Linked DNA regions of Homo sapiens: region 1 is linked to region 2. The links are chromatin loops, found by intact Hi-C in ENCODE. Cell type or tissue: ascending aorta. All regions are shown on one strand. Each heading gives the region's core, and the rest is flanking DNA. Links, peaks and the distances in the headings are about the cores only. Region 1 overlaps SMAD3 (SMAD family member 3). Region 2 overlaps SMAD3 (SMAD family member 3).

The links. A loop is a pair of places that touch in the nucleus more often than their neighbours do. Peaks named below come from ENCODE experiments on the same cell type or tissue, not always from the same donor. Only the 100,000 strongest peaks of a DNase experiment are listed, where the experiment ranks them.
Region 1: a loop joins it to region 2, with 6 times the contacts of the local background. A loop is called at or near these places in 20 of 110 quality-filtered maps.

What each region holds. Positions count from the first base shown.
Region 1 is chr15:67,116,713-67,124,712 of GRCh38, forward strand. The region is part of intron 1 of SMAD3 (SMAD family member 3); the gene reads left to right. Among named protein-coding and RNA genes, the nearest start is that of SMAD3-AS1, 26 kb to the right of the region's middle. RefSeq lists enhancers at 3,387-4,244, 4,223-4,662. In ascending aorta, for the core only: no CTCF peak of the experiment used is centred there; a DNase peak (open chromatin) is centred at 4,549; H3K4me3 peaks cover 1,345 bases; H3K27ac peaks cover 5,124 bases.
Region 2 is chr15:67,184,153-67,193,438 of GRCh38, forward strand. SMAD3 (SMAD family member 3) reads left to right here. Exons shown (of 9, transcript NM_005902.4): 7 at 575-712; 8 at 3,213-3,357; 9 at 6,261-9,286. The coding sequence ends at 6,384. Among named protein-coding and RNA genes, the nearest start is that of SMAD3-AS1, 42 kb to the left of the region's middle. In ascending aorta, for the core only: no CTCF peak of the experiment used is centred there; DNase peaks (open chromatin) are centred at 2,188, 4,672 and 5,509; H3K4me3 peaks cover 401 bases; H3K27ac peaks cover 7,869 bases.

The sequences.
Region 1 (8,000 bases), core at 1-8,000, 69 kb before region 2:
TTAGGTGGAAGCAAGAAAACTGAGCATCAGGAAGGGAGCAAGACCCTTGGTGATGGGGGTATCTGTTCTGCATGGAGGATAGATGACTTCTCAGCCATTGGGAAACCAGCTAACCAGCTTTCTGCTTGATGGTTGTAGTAAAATCCCATGATTAGTGACAATGGCATGCCAGGTTTGAAGAGCAAAGGTCAGGAGGTGAGAAAGCAGATAAATGCAATGTTTATCTTGAAAGAAGTTGTCAACTACTTGGAAATCCCCAAGCTTACTTCCTCCAGGAAGCCATTCTGGACTACTTCACCCAGTTCTCATAGCTCCCGGGCCCTCCATCTTCCCAGCACTGAAACACACACTGAAAAGGGCATTTTTCTAAATATGTCTCTGCCTCCCCTTGTGGAGGGATGTGGCTCCTTGAGATCTGGGGTCACGGCTGGCGTGTTTCGTGGAGTAGCTAGAAAGAGTAATAATCCTTTTTGAATGCACAGCATTTACAGAGGCCTCACAGGCTGAAAATGGTAATTAGGATACACAATTGGGTCTTTTGACCTCAAATCCAGGCATTTTCCCACCTTGTGGGCCTCACTCAAATGATGACCCCAGGTTCTGCCTGTGATGAATGAGCAGGCATGGTTTTGTTCTGTTAGGATATGACGGTAGAAGAGAGCTGTTTGTCAGAACCAGCAGTGGCTTCAGATCTTGAAAGTCCAACTCCTTCATTTTACAGAGGAGGAAACCTGTGCCCCAAAGCAGGTCCCCCCAAGTTCCAGCCCAGTGCCACCCCACTGCACAGAGCAGCTGTCTCCTTTTGATCATGAGGAAGCCACCAGGTCCCTGGTGGAGTTCAGCAGATGTGCCGGGTGGGCGACTCTGGTGGGTGTGAGGATGTTTCCTTTCCTGCTGGGAAGTCCTCCAAGCTCTTGTGAAAGAGATGTGGTTTGTCGAGCATGGATTTTCAAACTTTCTTTATAGAGAGCTGTTGTTAGCTTAAAAATGCCTGGAAACATGATCAAGTGTAATGTTTTAATGATAACATAGAAGCACATAGTACTAAGCACATGTAATGAGAATGTACAGAACTCTCTAGTAAGAGTCTGAAATTTGGCCGGGTGCAGTGGCTCATGCCTGTAATCCCAGCACTTTGGGAGGCCGAGGCGGGTGGATCACCTGAGGTCAGGAGTTCAAGACCAGCCTGGCCAACGTGGCAAAACCCCGTCTCTGCCCAAAATACAAAAATTAGCCGGGCGTGGTGACGGGTGCCTGTAATCCCAGCTACTCAGGAGGCTAAGACAGGAGAATTGCTTGAACCTTGGAGGTGGAGGTTGCAGTGGGCTGAGATCGCACCGTTGCATTCCAGCCTGGGCAACAGAGTGAGACAATGTCTCAAAAAATAAAAAAGAGAGAGTCTGAAATTCATTCTTTCAACATGCTTGTGTTGGGTGCTGCCTGGCACAGCAATTGGTGCCCACTAACTCACAGCGTCGGGGAAGATAGGCACGGAACAAGTCATCTGGTGTGGTCCCTGCAGTGGGGGAGCCCAGTGAGGGCCTGTCCAGCCCAGCTGAGAGGAGACTGAGAGAAGGCTAGGTGGCATAAGTAAAGATATGGATAGCGCTTTCCTCTTCAGAGTGTTTATTACCAGGGTTAGATAAAGCAGATCTCATGTATTTTCTGCTACTAAGTAGAAGTTCTTGTTTTGTTTGATTTCTGGTGGGCTTTGATATTTTCCAAAAAGATAATAACTCATTGTAGAGTAAGATCAGGACTGGGGCCAGCAGACTTGGGTCCAAAGGTGTGTCATTTTTATACCAGACTAGAATCGGGTGAGGGGAGATGTAAAGAGATCACTATTGTCACGGAAGGCGCTGGAAGGAGCTCTGCTTAGAAAAAATGCCTTTCTCTAGGAGGTTTTCATCCAGCATGGGAACACAAAACACCAGTTTAAAATAGCTAGGTAAGGCTTCACAGTCTCTCAATGTGATGTGGGTGTCCTGAGTCGTGAACATCCCATTGTGCAGGATAAAATGCTGGTTTCTGAGCTGTCTTTCAAGACACAACCCAAATGCTGTCTTTGCCATGGTGCCTTCCTTGGGAACCCAAGCCAGGTGAGGTCTGCCTTTTCTCTGATGTTGCCTAACTTTTCCTCTTTGTGTCCCTTGAGCTCAGGGACATGCATCCCCTGTTGTACCTAGCACAGAATCATGCACAAGCAGGTGCTTGTTAACTGTTGGTGTGTACCAACAAACATTTACGGAGCACCTATTAGCAGGAGCACAGGCCAAGGAGCTGGATAGATGAGCGTGGAGTTTGGGGGAGAGGTCTGAGCTGAGATATACATTTGTGAGTCATCATTGTATGGATGAGGCCGGGCTGGGGAGGATATGAGCGTAGAATGAGAAGGTCCAGACCTGCACCTGAAGAACAGCCCCATTTAGGGAATGCAGGGAGAGACAGAGGAAAAGCAAGATGGTGCACAGTGACATTGAAGGTGAGTGACGAGACCCTGCAGCAAGAGGAAAGGAGCAGCAGTGCTAGATGTTGCAGAGAACCCAGAATGGTAAGGCCTGAAAACCATGTGTTTTAGATTCTGTAACCTGGAGGCCACTAGGTGACCTTAGCAAGGGCAGTCATGATGGAGTGTTGGGGCTGAAGCCCATTGCAGGGAGGCCCATAGTCAATGGGAGGTGGGCAGTAGACACAGAGAGCTGGGTTATTCTTGCCACACAGCTGTGCTGGGGCCATGGCGGGGGTGGGGGTGCCACAGAGTGGGAGCCAGAGAGGGACCTGGGTAAGGGCTGACCGTGGGTGGGGAGCGCATGGAGTGCTTTCAGAGGCCAAGTGAGTGGAACTGTCTATGAAGCAGATGGATGGAACCCTGGCTGAATTATCTCAGACTTGCCAAAGACATTCATAAAATTCAGACCCGCACACACTCGGGAATGGGAAAAATGAATTATTTTGTAAGAAGCTTATAGTCCAAAGGTAGAATTGCCCAAGAGAGCTTCTGAAAGGAAAAAGTCATAGCAAGTTGATATTTTTAAAGTGAAATAACATAGGTTGGATTTTTCTAGTAACTTCAAGGGGTAAAGACTTTGAATTTTTTTTTTGGAGACAGAGTCTCGCTTTGTCACCCAAGCTGGAGTGCAGTGGTGCGATCACAGCTCACTGCAGCCTTGACCTCCCAGGCTCAAGCAATCCTCCTGCCTCAGCCCCTCAGGTAGCTGGGATTATAGGCACACGCTACCACGCCTGGCTATTTTTTGTATATTTTGTGGAGGTGGGGTTTCACCGTGTTGCCCAGGCTGGTCTCAAACTCCTGAGCTCAAGCGATCTGCCCACCTTGGCCTCCCAAAGTGCTGGGATTAAAGGCGTGAGCCACTGTCCCTGGCCAAGACTCTGGGTTTAGTAAGCCTCTTGCAACTCACTAGGAGTGGATTTCTAGGACCTCCCCACTTTCTTGCTTGTTGTTTCTTTTGCTAGCCGTAAGTCCCTGGAGTACACTGGGTACTTTATGGGAAAAAGAGGAACAGTGTGGGACAGACTTTGCCCTGGGCTGCTTAACGTGATGTGGGGAACAGAGGTGATAAGAGCCTGTGGCAGCTCAGGCAGCCCTGCCATGACCTGGAGTTGGGGAGGGGTATCAAGGATAACAAGTCTTATACACATGCCATGCTGTTTCTTTGGATCAATAGATGGATAATTTTTAAAACCCCCTGTATGTATCAAACTCACTTTGGAGATGTAAGGCATGGCCTCTGTCCTGGTGACAGTATCTGAGTGGGAGGCCTGGTAAAATGTCTGTGTTTAGGATGATGAACGCCATAATCTAAGACTGCTAAGTGCTGTGGGGTGGTCTAGAAGGGCAGATGGGCTAGCTGCGAGGAGGGCAGAGGCACTGTGCAATGGTGTTGCCTGGGAACACTCCGTGGAGAGTGTGGGAATCTCACCCTGGCCCTACCAGGTAAGAAATTGGGCCTGGGAAATTGGGAAGGGAATTTTTCAAGCTTCATGGCTGCTCCAGGACTTGAACTAAGACTTTCCTTTAGAGCAAGCTTGTCCACCCTCTGGCCCGTGGGCCGCATGTAGCCCAGGAGAGCTTTGAATGCAGCCCAACACAAATTCATAAACTTTCTGAAAACATTGTAAGATTTTTTTTTTGCGATTATTTTTTAGCTCATCAGCTATCGTTAGTTAGCGTATTTTATGTGTGGCCCAAGATGACGACTCTTCCATCGTGGCCCAGGGAAGCCAAAACACCGGACACCCCTGCTTAGAGAAAGTGCGTTTTCTGTTATAAAAGGACCTTGAATCCCCATCTCATATGTTGGGACTTTGTCTTGCATGTTTTCAGGCAGGGCATGATTGTATCTGTAACATAATAATATGTAAGAATGTGTACTTCTTAGCCTTTGCAGAGAGGCGGGAGGCCTGTTTCCTGCAGCCCCCGCCCTGTCCTGGCTGAGGGGTGGGAGGCAGCTTGCTGGCCAGCCCCGCTGAGTCACCCTCCGGCGTGGAGCCCAGTGGGGATTTCCACGCGGCCCCAGTGTTCTCTTCTCCTCGTTTCCTGTTGGGCTGTGACGCAGGCTGGCTGCCAGCGGGTGCCGGTGGGCACTCCTGACACAGGCCACTGCCAGCCGGCCTTGTGGGTCCTGAGGGCATCGTGGGTGGCTCTCCCCCCACGAGTGACTGTGCCTGGCAGGGTGTGCCCCACATGTCAGTTGCACTCCGTTCTGGGTGGGCAGCTCCCAGAGGCCCCGGGGAGGGCTGCAGATGGGCGGGGGGTGGCTGCCTGGGAGGACGGGAGGTTTTGTTGAAGAGAGAGCTTGCTCTTGGGGCAGTTTGTACTGGGCGTTTAGGGTTATAAAAACCTAGATTTGCTGAAAACGGCTCTCTTTTATCTTCTGACAAGAACATTTGTGAAGAAAACAAAACAGACCTTCAGCCATTTAGTCTATACACCGAGAGAATGGTTTCTACAGTATGCCTGATTTCTCTGGGTCTTTCTAACACATCCATGTATGTGCTTGTCAGCTTCTAGTGCCTCCATTTCTTGATATGAGGAAATTTTGCTTAAAAAAAAATCTCTACTGATAGGACCTCTGCATATTCATGCATGTTTTTCCTCCAGAACTTTGTGTCCCACCACTGTGCTAGGCAGTTTACAAATGCCATCTGATTTCATTCCTGCCACTACAGTCTAAGGCTATATTGTCCGATACCTATCCACCACCCTCATGTGGCTATTTAAATGTTGGGTCATTAAAATTAAATACAATTACAAATGCTGTCCCTCAGTCACACCAGCCGCATTTCAAGTGCACGGGTAGGCTAGTGGCCATCAGATCAGCTCATATAGAGCAGCACGTTTTCATCACCACCAAAAATTCTATTGGGTAGCACTGGTCTAAGGTCCGGACATATGTCCCCATTTTGTAGATGAGGAAGCTGAGTCCTACAGAGGTTAAGTTGACCACTTAGAAGAATGAACAGATGAAACCTTTTCATTTTACACATGAGGAAACTGAAGGTTATACTCCCCTTTCCTTCTTAGAAAAGAGAAATTGATCTGTAGGCTTCAGGGACTCTTCAGTTAGCCTGGGGGTACTGTGCGGGTCAGCTCTTTTGCTGTTCCCCCCAGACCCTGTCAGCTGTGGGTGGTGGCTGGTTTCTCTTGGTTTCCTCACCAGAGTTTGGGAATGAGCAAGTCAGGACTGCTTTCCGTACGGTAATCCTTTGGCCCATTTCCTATCGGGGGATTTATGGAGCTGGTGATCTCTTGGGTTTTTTGGCCATTTGTTAGAGCCAAAAGAGGTCACAGGAAATGATATACTAGTTTCATTGCCCAAAATACTGAGGTCCAGAGAGGTGAGGGGATGCTGAGGGTCTTGCATCTAGCTAAGAGCTGAGCTGGCTCTTAAACTTGTTTTCAAGCCAGGACTTACCTGACTTTCTTAGGAAAGTAATCACTCCATAGACAAGGATAGGTTTTTTTCACAGAGCAATGATGTTCCCTGTGGTCCCTATGTAGGGTGGTAAGGAATAGGGCTTTGGGATCCTACAGACCAGGGTTCAAATCCTGGCCCCACCACTTGTAAGTTATGGGACTTCAGACAAGGACTTAAACATTCTAAGTCCTCAGTTTCTTCATCTGTAAAACAGGGATAAAATATCTCAGTGAATTTGTTTTAAATACTTGCGTCCGGGCATGGTGGCTCATGCCTGTAATCCCAGTACTTTGGGAGGCTGAGGTGGGAGGATCGCTTGAGGCCAGAAGTTTGAGACCAGACTGGCCAGCATAACAAGAACATAACAAGATCTCATCTCTACAAAAAATTAAAAATATTAGCTGGGCATGGTGGTGTGAGCCTGTGGTCTCAGCTACTCGGGAGGCTGCAGTGTAAGGTTGCTTGAGCCAGGAGTTAAAGTCTGCAGTGAACTCGCCACTGTACTCTAGCCTGGGCAACAGAGTGAGACCCTGTCTCAAAAAAAAAAAAAAAAAAAAAAATCAGCCAGGCGCAGTGGCTCACACCTGTAATCCCAGCACTTTGGGAGGCCGAGGCGGGTGGATCACCTGAGGTCAGGAGTTTGAGACCAGCCTAGCTAAAACATGGTGAAATTCCGTTTCTACTGAAAATACAAAAAATTAGTCAGGTGTGGTGGCACACGCCCGTAATCCCAGCTACTCGGGAGGCTAAGGCAGGAGAATCGCTTGAACCCAGGAGGAGGAGTTTGCAGTGAGCCAAGATTGTGCCATCGCACTCCAGCTTGGGCAACAAGAGCAAAACTCCGTCTCAAAAAAAAGGAAAAAAGAATTCTAACATGTTTGAGATTGACTGCAATTCCTAGCATATTACAAGTGTTAGTAAATAGTAGCCATTAATATTATGAGCTTATCATCACCTTCAGCCAGCATTCTAATTTTACAGTATAGAATCCAGTACATAGGAGGCACTCAGATAGACGGGATGCCCCAAAATTGGGAGACGGACAAACTTATTTTGAAATAGTCTTTTTTTGACATTTCCAAAGAATATACTCAATGTTTTTCTGCAACCCTTTGCCTTCTTTTTAGGTGAAGGACCTCTACATTTAAAGCAGTGGGTTCAACTGCTAACCTGAAAAGCTATAATAAAACATCCCAGAGTATCCAAAAAGCCTGGAAACAAAGGGAAAATAGTGTGTCCTGCTTTCCAACTTTCGGATATGCTGTAGAATAGACTGAAACAAATCACTGGAAAATAGGTTGTTGTCGATTTTATTTAGAAGCTTTTGTTCCTTTGGATTTTCGTCTCTTATTTTTAGACAGAGTCTCCCTCTGTCACCCAGGCTGGAGTGCCGTGGTGCAATGATAGCTTACTGCAGCCTCAAACTCCTGGGCTCAAATGATCCTCTAGCCTTGACCTCCTGATTAGCTGGGACTACAGAAGCAGGCCACCACGTCTGGCTAATTTTTGTATTTTTCTGTTGAGAAGAGGTCTTGCTATCATGGGCAGGCTGGTCTTGAACTCCTGGCCTCAAGTGATCCTCCCGCCTCAGCTTCCTGAAGTGGTAAGATTACAGGCATATGCCACCACACCCAGCTTTTTTGTTCCTTTGAAAGAAGGCATTGCTAATGATTGCCCTGAGGTGTCTAGATGACCCGGCCAGCCATCCACCTCTGCAGTTTACACAGCTTGTTGATCTCCACAGTGAGAATTAACTTCACAACCTGGGTCCAAGAGGCTGGAGGATTGTCAGTCTTTAGAAAAAAAAAAATCTATTATCTTTAGAGAAGATGGACTTGTTGAGGAAGAAGAGTAGACAAATACTTTCTGGAAATATTTTCAAAGGGAATTAGAAAAAGAAAAAGATTTTGGTTGTCCTTTGGTGAATGAGAATATTCATCAGCAGAATGCCTCATTACCACGTCACACAGCTGACCAAGGCCTCATCTGAGACTGTGTTTGAATAGAAATTAAACAGGGCTGACAGTGAAGTTTCTGCTTTTAATTAGCTTTCAAAGGTAC
Region 2 (9,286 bases), core at 1,287-9,286:
GTGCAGTGGTGTGATGGGAGCTCACGGCAGTCTTGAACCCCTGGGCTCAAGCAATCCACTCACCTCAGCCTCCCAAGCAGCTAGGACTACAAGGATATGCCACTATGCCCAGTTAATTAAAAAAAAAATGTTTTTGTAGAGATGAAGTCTCATTACATTGCCCAGGCTGGCCTTGAACTCCTGGCCTCAAGTGATCCTCCCACCTTGCCCTCCTAAAGCTCTGGGATTATTGGTGTGAGCCACCGCGCCTGGCCCCCATCCCTATCGTAGAGACAAACGAAGACTCAGAGGGTGAATAACTTGACTGAGGCCCATGCCTACTCAGTGGCAAAGGCTGTCACTGAGACCTATCCTGTGTGCCCATCTCTTGTCATCTGCCTCCCTTGGCTTTAGGAATCCGGCAGTGCCCATTTCCCCTACTTTAGGCTTGGGCTTTGGGGCCCGTTTGCCTGGGGAAGCTGGCAGTCACTGGGAGCAGCTCTGCTGTTCTGCCTCCTTTGCGAGCCTCAGGTGGCCCCAGGGCCATTGTGTGTGAGCAAAGGCACCCTGTCCAGTCTAACCTGAATCTCTGTAGGAAGAGGCGTGCGGCTCTACTACATCGGAGGGGAGGTCTTCGCAGAGTGCCTCAGTGACAGCGCTATTTTTGTCCAGTCTCCCAACTGTAACCAGCGCTATGGCTGGCACCCGGCCACCGTCTGCAAGATCCCACCAGGTAAACGAGCCGCACAGGCACCCCTGCCTTGAGGTCCCTCTCCGAGTGCATGCCTAGGATGCTGGAGAGAGTCCACCTTTCTCACCTTTTCTGCTCACTCATGATTGCGTTGTCAATCTGGAGGTGATTGGATTAGGTTTTCTCTATGCCCACAGATCTAACTGTGCTTTCCCTGAACTTCCAGGGAGCAGATGTAGCATCTGATAGGTCTGCCTTTAACCTGTGGGTACCTGCCTGTTGCCCTGTGCGTAGATGCTCAGGCAGTATGGCTTCCTTTCTTCACTCATTCATTGCACAAACAGCATGCAGGGCTCTGTGCCAGGTGCTGTAGGGGATGAAGAGGTAGATGCGGCCCTGCTCTGCCCCCGCAGACCTTACAGGCCTGCAGAGCACAGAAGACAAAGACACGGATGAGTTCAATATAAGGGACGGGTGCCAAGCACCAAGCCAGCAGCCCAGGTAGAGAGAAGGCCCATTTAGCTGTTGGGATGGATCAGGGAAGTCTTCATGGAGGAGAAACATCCGGATCCTGAAGGATAGGTAGGCACTAGGCACAGGGAGGGCATTCTAGACAGGGGGAGCAGCCCAGGCAAAGGGCCTGAGGTAATGGAGGGCAGGACATGGATGGGTAGCTCTCTGGCTGGAGGAGGGTCATGTATGAGACCGTCAGGGGAAATGTTTCAAAAGCACAACAGCATGAGGCCGTGGAAGGACACCAGAGAGTTTGACTCTAGGGAACTGCTGAGGGTTTTCTGAGTGAGCCTGAAAAATCCCACCTGTACCCCAAGAAGAGGTGTCAGGCTGCACCCCCGAGAGTGGTTTGGACAGGGCCACGCCTGGACAGCAAGATCAGGCAGGTGGCTGATCCCATCTAAGGCCTCTTTCCTCAGGAAACCAAGGCAGAAAGCCCCAGCCAAAGTCCACTTTTCACAGGACGTGCAGCCACTGTGTAGGCAGCCCACAGAACATGGCCTGTGACAGACTAGTGGAGCAGGTAACCTGGCCAGGCCATTGCCTGTGGCACGTGTGTGGCATGCCCCTTCCTGCCCACTGAGTAGCAGATGGTAGTGGAGAAGTGGTAGACCACAGGCAGGGGAAACTTTAGAATGCAGAAAGTCTGAAATGATAATAGCACACCAGGTTTCCAGAGCATTTTGTGGTTGCATTTATAGAGTACATTCCGATCGTTGACCTCATTTAGTCCTCACCAGTTATTCTCTGGCTCTATAAGTAAGGAGACGCTTTGAGAGACAAGTTCAGAGAGTTTCAGCCACCTGCCCAAGCGCACACAGCTAGTAAGTGGCCAAGCCGGGATGGGGCCTAGGGCTGATGGACTCTCAAGTTTGGTGCTCTTCTGCTTCTTGGCTCTGCTGGGGGTCAGGGCCCAGGTTCAGCCCTGTTCCACCACCCTTGTCCTTGGAGAGAATGAAGAAGAGGAAGCTCAGTGACGCTCTTGGCCTTCTGCCTCTTCCATTCCCCGGCCCCACCCCCATCTTTTGGGTGAGGGCTGAGTTGGCTGTGGTGTTGTTTGTCAGCTCATAGAATGTCAGAGCTGGAAGGACCTCTGAGGCCAGCCCTTCATTATACAGAGACACAGGGTCCCCAAGAGAAAGCGACCAGCTCAGAGTCACACAGCAAGAACAGGAGCCTGCTGTTGGCTCATTCATAAGCGTCACCCCGGCTCACCTTTTGGCTATTTCCAGCATGTGCTTTTGTCTTTATTTTTCTGGTTGACACATTCCTGGCACTCAGGCAGTAAGACTTCAAACGACATTTATTTTAAACTTTATTTGTGACTGTCTTTAGTTTTACTGTCTGGAGAATCAGATGCACACCTTCACTTAGCTGTGAATGTCACCTCCACCCAGCCCAGTGCCCAGAGGCCAAAATTTGGCCCAGATCTCTCCTTACCTCCTAGCCCCAGCACCAGGTGTATTCATCAGAGGAGCCCAGGTGGAGGGTGCACTGGGCCCTCTGCCAAGCTTCCTGTGGGGACGGCAGGCCCAGTAGCCTTTCGGCCAGCCCGTCTCTGGGGGCACTGCCTGCTGTGGAACGGCCAGAGCTCCTGTTCCTAGGTGGGTGACCAGACCCCACACAGCATGGGCAACCTGGCCCAGGTCCCTTATCTCTCTGTCCCCTGGTCCCTTTGCCCAAGGAAAGGCCCCCCTCTCCACACCATCTCCCTATTTTTGGAAGCCCTCTTTGCAGACTTCTCCCTGCTCTGGGAGTCGGAGCTTGTGGGCCAGCCTTCCATCTCCCCTTGCAGGTATGTCAGTGGCACCTCCCAGTGAGGAGATGGGTTCAAGGGGAGGGACTGGGTTGGCCTTCCCTTTGCATGGTACTGAGTGTGGAGTGTGTGGCAAATGCATCACACACCATGTGTCCCTGGAGCTGTATAAATGAGGCTGGTCTAGGGGGTCCAGGACTTGCTTTATCCAGGAGGGGAGCAACGGACCTGGCCACTTCCATCCCCACAGCCCTGTTTCTGTGTTTTTGGCAGGATGCAACCTGAAGATCTTCAACAACCAGGAGTTCGCTGCCCTCCTGGCCCAGTCGGTCAACCAGGGCTTTGAGGCTGTCTACCAGTTGACCCGAATGTGCACCATCCGCATGAGCTTCGTCAAAGGCTGGGGAGCGGAGTACAGGTCAGTTATGGGTGCTGCCTACATCAGGGGACCCAACTCCAGGTGACTCTGGACAGCAGAGCAGGCAGGGCTCCTCAGAGATGAGCTAGGCCAGCCCTAGCGTCAAGAGCAGAAAGACCAAAGATCAGAGAGAGGCCAAGGCCTGGCAGGCAGGAGGGGCCGGGCCAACAGCAGATGATGAGGAATTGCAGAACGATGTTTGCTGGCACCGAACAGCTGTAGGCACTGTAAACACACGCTCCATCTTATCCTCATCCCAGCCCTGGGTGGGGATGCCAGCATCATCCGTACAGATGAGAGAACTAAGGCCCAGGGAGGGAGAGTGACTTGCCTGCAGTCACACTGGTAGAAGAGCTGTGTCTAGAACTCTGCCCTCTTGGCTTCTTCCTTAGTCTCATTTTAGGCAGATGGCTTTAGGATGACCCTCTTCAGGAAGTTAGGTCTTCAGCTCATTGTTCCTCTCCTCCTCTGTTGCTCCATTTCTGACTCAGGGACCCTGGTGATGCTGAGGAGCCCAGGATATTAAAACTGAGAGTCCGGGAAGGGAGGAGGAGATTTGGGTAGTTATAAAGGAACAAAATTTTCTCGCTGAGAAATGACTTTTTTAGAGTCCTACATACTGGTTTCTTTTTCTTTTTCTTTTTTTTTTTTTTTTTTTTTGAGATGGAGTCTCACTCTGTCATCCAAGCTGAAGTGAGTGGCACCATCTTGGCTTACTGCAATCTCTGCCTCCAGGACGTGCCTCAGCCTCCCAAGTAGCTGGGACTACAGGTGCGTGCTACCACGCCTGGCTAATTTTTTGTATTTTAGTAGAGAGGGGGTTTCACCATGTTGCCCAGGGTGGTCTCGAACTCCTGAGCTCAGGTGACCCACCTGCCTCAGCCTCCCAAAGTGCTGGGATTACAGGCGTGAACCACCATGCCCGGCCCTAGATACTGGTTTAAACATGGCCCTGATATAGTCAGGTCTACCTGGTCTGCTTGGTTGAATCTCTCAGGCCATCCTGCTTTGGGTTTAGAGAATCCAGTCCCTTTTCTTTCCACTCACGGACCAAAGTTTGCGGAGAGGCAGGGCTGTGTGCCCCCGCCTTCTGCTCCACACTCCCCCCTGCCAGCCGCCAGCTCCTGCGGCAGATGCAGAGGTGCCCACATGTCAGCTAGAGCCAGCGCCTTGCAAGCTACTCTCCCTTTCTCTTCATTTTTCCAGATGTTTGGAATCCATTTTGTTTTGCAGTCATGCTGCACTCAGGCCAAACCCATTTCAATATTGGCCTTGGGCCACCGTTTGTAATGAAATCCAGATGAGCATGACTTATGGAAAGTCAGATTCTCATTAGAGGATTTCATCCTGTAAAATCCTCCTCTTCCACTTACCGTATTTTAGCTGCTGTTCTTCTGTGTCTGCCCCAGGGTGTCAGGGAACACAGCCCCTTGGTTTCTTGGGTGTCTCTGAAATCCAGGAGTGACCAGTGGAGCAATCAAAGTGGTCAGACCTCAAAAGAACTTACAACTATGTTATGGCCTGAAGAGATCAGCCCAGGCCCAAAGGTCTAGCCAGAGAAATGTTTTAAGCAATCTTTTAGCCCTGGCTTAGCTCATTTAGGGAACAGGAGTGAAAGGTTAGAAAATTAATCTTTTTTTAGTGAAGAAGGGAAATATTTAAAGATGGACTGCAGTGGAAAAGAGTAAGGGGATGTCCATTTGCTCTTCTTATACCAGACTGTAGTCTGGAGGGCCACACTCAGGTACCCTCGCTCGTGCAGACACCCCAGGGTCTGTCTGCAGGCCCATTTCTCAACCTCCCTGCTACACAAGCAAAGTAGAGGCCAAGCAAGGAGGGTGGTGCCTTCAAGACAGCAACACTGTTCCTGGTGTGGCATTGCAGCTCTCCCGCTCCAAGTGCTAGGAAGAGGCTCTTTGGTGGCAGAGCCTTTCCCTGGGGACACTATCACCACGCGGGATGTCCTGCCAGCACACCCAGTCCTCTGTGGCCCACCGCGTCACCGCTGCCTGGCAGCACTGCACAGCAGCCTGACGGGCGGGCGCGGCCCCTTCCCAGAACAGCCTTGTCGTCCTCCTGCCTCTTGGGCCAAGGAGAGTAAGGTTTCAGCTCTTCTCTCTGTGAGGTGGCTGAAAGCAGGGCCCAGGGCCCACACCTCTCACCTCCAGCTGGCACCAGCGACTCCAGCCTCAGCAGATAGCCTTTGCTCAGTGGAGGCCTTTGGGAGCCTGCCTGCAAGCTGCGTCATCAACCAGCCTGAATTTAGACAAAGTGCTTTGGGGAAAAGAAACGTGTGGTGTGCCTTGTTTTTTTCCAGTAATTGTTCCATGGCTCGTTCTGCTTGTAAGATTTTCCAAAATAAGGCCGTAGATGAGAATTATATCAGCACATTGGGAACCGAAGGCATGCGGACACTGTTGGCGCTTTGTAAAAAACACCCCTCAATCAGACAGACACACGTCATCGTCGCCTGCTGGGGCTGGGCCCAGATTTCGAGATAGGGGAGCGGCACGTGCCCGTTTGGTACAGATGGGAGCCAGGAAGCCCTTTGCTCAGGATGGAGGTCTCCTCTATTAGGGGGCCTGTTACAGTAACTGGTGGGCCTCTGGGGTACCCTGCAATTGACTTTACATATTTAACTCTTTGCCATTGACTTTACATGTTTAACTCTTTAAAGTCGACTTCCTTCCCCCTCAAGAGAACTTAATTTACTCAAAGTCCTCCCTGGGTAGAGGAGTTTGGCCGGGTAGTTTCAGCAAGTTACTGGTACCGCTTCTAGGACAGCGTCTAACAGCATCTTTGGGAAGATGACTGTCACCAAAGCAGAAAAAGCTTTCTGACTTGTGTAACCCCCTGGAGATTTTTTAAGTCCCCCACCCCACCCCTTTCCCTATTTCTTACAGGAGACAGACTGTGACCAGTACCCCCTGCTGGATTGAGCTGCACCTGAATGGGCCTTTGCAGTGGCTTGACAAGGTCCTCACCCAGATGGGCTCCCCAAGCATCCGCTGTTCCAGTGTGTCTTAGAGACATCAAGTATGGTAGGGGAGGGCAGGCTTGGGGAAAATGGCCATGCAGGAGGTGGAGAAAATTGGAACTCTACTCAACCCATTGTTGTCAAGGAAGAAGAAATCTTTCTCCCTCAACTGAAGGGGTGCACCCACCTGTTTTCTGAAACACACGAGCAAACCCAGAGGTGGATGTTATGAACAGCTGTGTCTGCCAAACACATTTACCCTTTGGCCCCACTTTGAAGGGCAAGAAATGGCGTCTGCTCTGGTGGCTTAAGTGAGCAGAACAGGTAGTATTACACCACCGGCCCCCTCCCCCCAGACTCTTTTTTTGAGTGACAGCTTTCTGGGATGTCACAGTCCAACCAGAAACACCCCTCTGTCTAGGACTGCAGTGTGGAGTTCACCTTGGAAGGGCGTTCTAGGTAGGAAGAGCCCGCAGGGCCATGCAGACCTCATGCCCAGCTCTCTGACGCTTGTGACAGTGCCTCTTCCAGTGAACATTCCCAGCCCAGCCCCGCCCCGCCCCGCCCCACCACTCCAGCAGACCTTGCCCCTTGTGAGCTGGATAGACTTGGGATGGGGAGGGAGGGAGTTTTGTCTGTCTCCCTCCCCTCTCAGAACATACTGATTGGGAGGTGCGTGTTCAGCAGAACCTGCACACAGGACAGCGGGAAAAATCGATGAGCGCCACCTCTTTAAAAACTCACTTACGTTTGTCCTTTTTCACTTTGAAAAGTTGGAAGGATCTGCTGAGGCCCAGTGCATATGCAATGTATAGTGTCTATTATCACATTAATCTCAAAGAGATTCGAATGACGGTAAGTGTTCTCATGAAGCAGGAGGCCCTTGTCGTGGGATGGCATTTGGTCTCAGGCAGCACCACACTGGGTGCGTCTCCAGTCATCTGTAAGAGCTTGCTCCAGATTCTGATGCATACGGCTATATTGGTTTATGTAGTCAGTTGCATTCATTAAATCAACTTTATCATATGCTCTTTTAAATGTTTGGTTTATATATTTTCTTTAAAAATCCTGGGCTGGCACATTGACTGGGAAACCTGAGTGAGACCCAGCAACTGCTTCTCTCCCTTCTCTCTCCTGAGGTGAAGCTTTTCCAGGTTTTGTTGAAGAGATACCTGCCAGCACTTCTGCAAGCTGAAATTTACAGAAGCAAATTCACCAGAAGGGAAACATCTCAGGCCAACATAGGCAAATGAAAAGGGCTATTAAAATATTTTTACACCTTTGAAAATTGCAGGCTTGGTACAAAGAGGTCTGTCATCTTCCCCCTGGGATATAAGATGATCTAGCTCCCGGTAGAGGATCACCGGTGACAACTATAGCAGTTGTATTGTGTAACAAGTACTGCTCCCAGCAGCAATTAGGGAGAAAACTAGTCTAAATTATTTCAACTGGAAAAAAGAAAAAAGAGTCCTCTTCTTTTCCCAGCCTTTTGCAGAACACAGTAGACAGAACTGCCACCTTCAATTGGTACTTTATTCTTTGCTGCTGTTTTTGTATAAAATGACCTATCCCACGTTTTTGCATGAATTTATAGCAGGAAAAATCAAGGGATTTCCTATGGAAGTCCTGCTTTATTCCAGGTGAAGGGAAGGAAGTGTATATACTTTTGGCAAGTCATACAGCTCAAATGTGATGAGATTTCTGATGTTAGAGGGAGATGGAGAGGCTTCCTGATGCCTCATCTGCAGGGTCCTGTGCCTCTGAAGTTCTAGCCATGAGGTTTCCAGGTAGGACAGCTGCTCCCCAAGCCTCCTGAGGACACAGGAAGAGACGGAAGGAGCACCTTGACAGACTTGTGTGAGTCTTCTCGAAGGAGGGTTGACTCAGAACCCAGAGACAATACAAAACCCCTCACTTCCTCTGAGAGGGCCAAATGCTGTGAGTCTGAAGTATGTGCCTGGTGTGAAATGATCTATGGCCTGTTTCTTACACAGGAAGCCCCCTGAACCTCCTGTACATGTGTTCATGTTCCCAGCCAGCTCTGAGACCCAGGAACCAAATATTCCATTTTGGCTTCTGCTAGAGCAGTCATGGTTCCTCTCCTAAAAGCCATGGGCAGCAGTTTCCGAGGGCCTGCATGATCCACCTGCTGCACGATCCTATGAGGGCTTCCTGTGGCACACAGCCCTCTGGGTGCTTGGGAACTAGCTTCAGGCACAGCCTGATTCTGGTGATCCAGTGATCTATGGAAGTCGTGTCTTACTCCAGGTGAAGGGGGAAAAAAAAAGCCTATACTTTGGCAGGTTATGAACTTTGAATGTGATGAAATGACACGTTTGGCTGCATTTGGATGGTGTCTTAGAACCCTCATTGCTCAGACCTGAAGGCTACTTCTAGGAGCATGAAGTTTGAGTTTTGTGTTTTTCCAAAGGATACTTCCTTGGCCCTTTTTCTTTATTGACTAGACCACCAGAGGAGGATGTGTGGGATTGTAGGCAAACCCACCTGTGGCATCACTGAAAATAAATTTGATCATACCTAAGAGGTTAGGAAATGGTGCCATTCCCACCTTAGAGTGCTACATAGGTGCTTTGGGCGTATGTAACATTAGTGTCCTTCCTTGAAGCCACAAGCTAGTTTTCTTAGTTTTAAAATCCTGTTGTATGAATGGCATTTGTATATTAAAACACTTTTTTAAAGGACAGTTGAAAAGGGCAAGAGGAAACCAGGGCAGTTCTAGAGGAGTGCTGGTGACTGGATAGCAGTTTTAAGTGGCGTTCACCTAGTCAACACGACCGCGTGTGTTGCCCCTGCCCTGGGCTCCCCGCCATGACATCTTCACCTTGCAGCTTGTGCTGAGACTGACCCAAGTGCAGCTAGCACTGGGACACAGATCCTTGTCTTCAGCACCTTCCAAGGAGCCAACTTTTATTCCCTTTCCTCTCTCCCCTC